Regions from separate parts of the Homo sapiens genome. Here region 2 is linked to region 1. Evidence: chromatin loops called from intact Hi-C (ENCODE). Cell type or tissue: heart right ventricle. All regions are shown on one strand.

The links. Hi-C counts contacts between places; a loop is a spot of excess contacts. Peaks named below come from ENCODE experiments on the same cell type or tissue, not always from the same donor. Only the 100,000 strongest peaks of a DNase experiment are listed, where the experiment ranks them.
Region 2: a loop joins it to region 1, with 11 times the contacts of the local background. A loop is called at or near these places in 22 of 110 quality-filtered maps.

Annotation. Positions count from the first base shown.
Region 1 is chr5:78,267,912-78,270,411 of GRCh38, reverse strand. All of the region lies in intron 1 of AP3B1 (adaptor related protein complex 3 subunit beta 1), which reads left to right. Among named protein-coding and RNA genes, the nearest start is that of AP3B1, 26 kb to the left of the region's middle. In heart right ventricle, CTCF peaks have their summits at 1,076 (motif pointing right) and 1,088 (motif pointing right); no DNase peak of the experiment used is centred here; H3K27ac peaks cover 912 bases.
Region 2 is chr5:77,559,517-77,562,016 of GRCh38, reverse strand. It overlaps a transcript of WDR41 not described here. Among named protein-coding and RNA genes, the nearest start is that of WDR41, 68 kb to the right of the region's middle. In heart right ventricle, a CTCF peak has its summit at 1,162 (motif pointing left); no DNase peak of the experiment used is centred here.

The sequences.
Region 1 (2,500 bases):
GATGTAAGTTTTAGGTGTTGCTTTCTATGGTATATAAATTTTGGTGTACCATAATTTTGAGGAAAAAGAAGGTAACTTTGTAGTGTGGGGCTCTCAAATGGTAAAAGTCCTTTCTTTTTTCTTTTTAAAATTTCCAGTCCAATATTGATGGATACTTCTACAAAATACAATAAAAAATAAATTACTAGAAAAATAAAATGGGCCAGGCGTGGTGGCTCATTTCTGTAATCATAGCACTTTGGGAGGCCGAGGTTGGTGGATCACCTGAGGTCAGGAGTTCGAGACCAGCCTGGCCAACATGATGAAACCCCATCTCTACTTAAAATACAAAATTAGCTGGGTGTGGTGATGCACTCCTGTAATCCCAGCTACTCAGGAGGCTGAGGCAGGAGAATCACTTGAATCCAGGAGGCGGAGGTTGCGTGAGCGGAGATCACACTACTGCATTCCAGCCTGGGTGACAGAGTGAGACTCTGTCTCAAAAGAAAGAACAAACAAACAAAAACATAATAAAATTAAAGAAAAATAAAATGAAAAAGGCACACAAAATAAAATACAAGCCCCACTTTTTAAATTAGACTCAATAAACATAAAATTACATTGTCAAATTGTTCCGTCACGGTTCTCAATGTGCTTATTCTGAATTTTGGTACCTATCTCCTCATGGGTTGGTAACAAAAATTTGTGAATTAGTCATGATTCTTGGACCAGACTTTCTCAGATCATACTTTAAGTAGCACTGATATAGTGTACAGTACTACATAGTCTTAATTTTCCCCTTAATTTATGTTGTCTTTAGAAGGAGTAGAAGGTTTTAATGAGTTATGGATTATAGATTGATTAAAAAGAGAGGTAATTTACACTACATAATAGCCCTAACACATCCCTAGTTCTTATATATAACTGGTAAACTTTATTTTTCAGTTATAGTTACTAGTTCATTCTGGGGCTAAAATAAGAATGACTTTCCTGGTAATAGTAAGATTTGCCTTAAATGTTCAGTTATATATTCTTCTCTGTCCTTTGAAACTTAAAACTGGCCTATTTTGAACATGAAAGGAAAAGTTATACCATTTAACACCACAAGATGTCACTTATGTAAAAATAAAGTTGGTATCCTAATACTCAAAGCTAGAAAGCTACAGGTAACTAGGTAAATGAAGACACAGGTAAATTAAAAATGAATATATTTGAAACAACTATTGTTTTCAGCAAAGAGTTGAGGAAAATATTGCTAATTCAGCATTATTTTGACTCAAATATTGATATTTAACAAAATAGTATCTAAGATTTATGCAGTAATACATGTTAACTGATCATATTTGAATCTACGTAATGAAGAAGGTAGACCTAAAAGAACTTAATAAAAGTTAATGTATTTTGAGGGTAAAGTAGGTGTTATGGTATTAACTTTCCTAAATCTTTACTGTTTTGGTGACAGGCAAAGAAGAATTTGGGAAGAAACATGTAATTTATATCAGAATTTTAAATAGATCCTTATGACATACGTGAGAAGCTGCATATTACATCAGGTTGAAACAGTGCCTAGGATTTTTCTTGTCTCTTCCCTGAACCTCAGAATTATTAGTTTCTCTTCCTATATTAATGCAGTATTTGTTGTTGAAGACTAGCTTTTCTGTTAACCATGAAGAGCAAAACCTTTATCTTTAATATTGAGATTCTGTTTTCTTGTTTTTAGTTTCAGAGAGCAGGTGCTTGTTCTGGGCACTCTGGGAATTTGGGCTTTAGATGAGCAAACCAAGTTTCCATTAGTTTACGAGTAAGACTATGCCTGGAATTAGAGGTTGGGCTGTTCTAAAAATTGACACTTCATTCCTCTTCATTGCTCACTTCTCTCTCCAGATAAAACTGGTAGAGGAGAATAATGGGACACTTTGGGGAACAGAAAAGGGGAACAAGCAGGAGAAAATTGTTTTCTTTTTTGGCATGTGTGTATGTGTGACCACATTTCCTTTCTATTTAGTTCCTATCGAATTCTTTTTTTTTCTTACCTAACTTCAGTAAGATTTTTTTAAGGTTTCTTTTAGGGTTTAGGTTTTTCATTATAAAAGTATACATAGTCATTAAGTAAATAGGAAAATACAGCAAAAAGTAGAAGAACAAAATACAGTTACATATATAGTTCCATTAATTTCTCTCCCTTTTCTGTTACCTGTGAAATCTGAAAGAGCCTGAAAAGTTTTATGCAGGGATCCTAAATTCCTTAAGGTGAACATTTATAGTATGTGTAGTAGTTGTATGTTCTCAGAGACAGTTTTTATTTATTACTACCTCTACTGTTTAAATATTTTCAAGCTGTATTTTTAATTAGGAAGAAGTAGGTGTTTTAATTATTTAATTGTATTTTGTCTTCTCTACTGGTCACCATTGCATTTAATTTTATGAGCTGTTTGGAAAGTAAGGCTCATTTTTTTCATAATAAATTTCATTGCATTTATTCCTTTTGAAAAAAATGTGCTTAGCTTTTACTTATTTTTTT
Region 2 (2,500 bases), 710 kb after region 1:
AGTAATCCATAGCAGTGAAACTGGGAACTGACCTTTTAAGTACTTTTGAGTATTTAATCAAACTTTGAAAAAGCTGGAGGTAATTTTTGGAAATATTTTACATTTATAAACAAAATATAACAAAATAAAACCTCTATAGCATATTGTTACTGCAATCAGGATTTTGATGAAAGAATCTTTTTTTGTTTCAAAAGAAAACACATGTGTTTTTAAGATATAAAATCATCAGAAACATTATATAAAAATAGTTTTCATTTGATTTCTTGCTTTGAAAAGTATGTCATTGATTCACTATGAAGTGAACAATTTGTGTTGTAAACTGCCCAGTTTAGCTTATTCTGAGAATTTATAATTAGCATCTATATTAAATAGGAAATATTTGGTCTTAGTCTGACTTTATTTCAAGTTCACTTTCAGCAATCCCATTCAAGTTGAAGTTGCTGAATTTGAGCCTATATATTAATAAGATTTCTGTATTGTCCAATGAAGATTTCTAATAATAGAAACATTATTTAAATGTTGTAGATGCAATTCCCTTTTTACTTCCCACTTAAAAAAAGCAAGGAAAAAAAAGTATCAAAACTAAATAATGAACTCTCTACTTCATGAATTTTGTGAGATTCTGAGAATTAATTATCTAGGTTAATAAGAAGTGTTGGATAGCCAAGCAAAGTAAACTGGATTTTGCTAAATTAACTTGGAAAATTCCTGTGCTTCACAAAATGAAAAACTTATATGCAAAAATTATTTTCATAATTGAACTAGCATAGTAATGTCATCTGATTGAATTATATCACACTGATATGGGAGGAGGGGATGAGGCAAAAGCTTAGATCTACTTTTGATGAAATAACTGACAAGAGGCTAATATTCACTTATACATTATTCCTACTAAAATTAGCTTTTGTGAATGATATTCAACAAAACAATGGATACAGAGAACAATGTAAAAATGAAATACTTGTCAACATCTAATCAGGTTTGGGGCAACCAAGACTATTTTAAGAATATGCCATTTCAGAAACAAATGCTTCAACCCAGCTATCTCTACCGTTGAGTGAATTCATGGTTAATTTACACTAGCTGGTGAAGAAGTTTCATGAAACTGTAAATGCAAAGCAATCCAGCAGGAATGTATGTAATGGAAGAATGCCATCTGCTGGTGAACCCTATCAAATCCATAATTAGGAAAACCTGAGAACACATACCCTGTAGACAAGGAAGATTCAAAGTTTGTGGAAGCATTTTTAATTCTGAGAAATCTGCTTTCATTAAGCTGATGCATACCTTTGATATAAATTATTCATTTTAAATTAACTTGATTACTAATTTCCTGGAATCACTAGTCAGGAAAACCTTGAAAAGAAATCGGCGCAAAGGACTTTTTTTTTCTTTTTGCCAATTTACAAAGTTTTTATATTCATCATTCATCAGTAGTCAGCCAGCGAGTCTGTTCTATTTAAAAACTCTGGCTTTTCATTTAATGCATCCCATCTGTTTCTGAAATAAATTGCAATAATCCGTGTTTAATTTTAATCAATGTATTACTAAATATGCAAATTATATTAAAAGCCATGGTTTGAAAAAGCTTTCATTTGTAAATATGGTAGCTTAAAACAGGAAGCATATCTAAAAGCCATTTAGCTACAGTAGCCTAACTCTAACACTGTAGCTGATTTATAAAGCAGATCACAAGTTGATCTTTCTCCCACAAGGGGATATGTAAAACTGTTGCATATCAGATTTTGTTAACATCTGATGGGCTAGTGCTTATGGTATAAGAGACTCATACTTCAGCAACCATGTCTTTTACATTTAAATTAAGGTAATCTTATTCCATTCTACATCTTTCTAATTTTTTTATACAACCTAACAGATGAATTTGTGTGATTGGTTTATGAATCACAGTTAAAGCAATTTGAGCAAGCCTTTCAATCAATCTTAAAATTTTAGTGTCTAATTTACTTGTGATTTGCATAATTAATTGTGGAAGGGATCCTTTGGGAGTCTCCCTTTTCCCCCTTTTTCCTTTCCTACCTTGTGTCTCACACACTGACTAGATAGATTGGGAATGATACTGGAGTTCTTTTAGGCCTGCTAGATGACTTTGTTAGGAATCCAGAAATTATGTGTTGCTTTGTTCTCTCTGATCTGGCTGGACCAAGAGGTAATTCTGAAAATTAGGTCTGTTATCTGCAAAACAATTCAGTAGCATGGCTGTGATTGAATTGTGTATACAGTTTACCAAGCAATTACCTTAAAGGAGGATTTCAGGACTCTTTCCTATATAAAGGTCATGAGTATGTAGGAATACACACACACACACATAACATTATATATAAAGTTTTATATATAACATTAGATATAATGAAAATATATATTATATATAATGCTGACATATAACAAATTATAGATATGTTATGTATACATCAACATTATATTTATATAACAACATTATATAAAAATCATGTCCATATATTGAATTCTGTCATCTACTAAT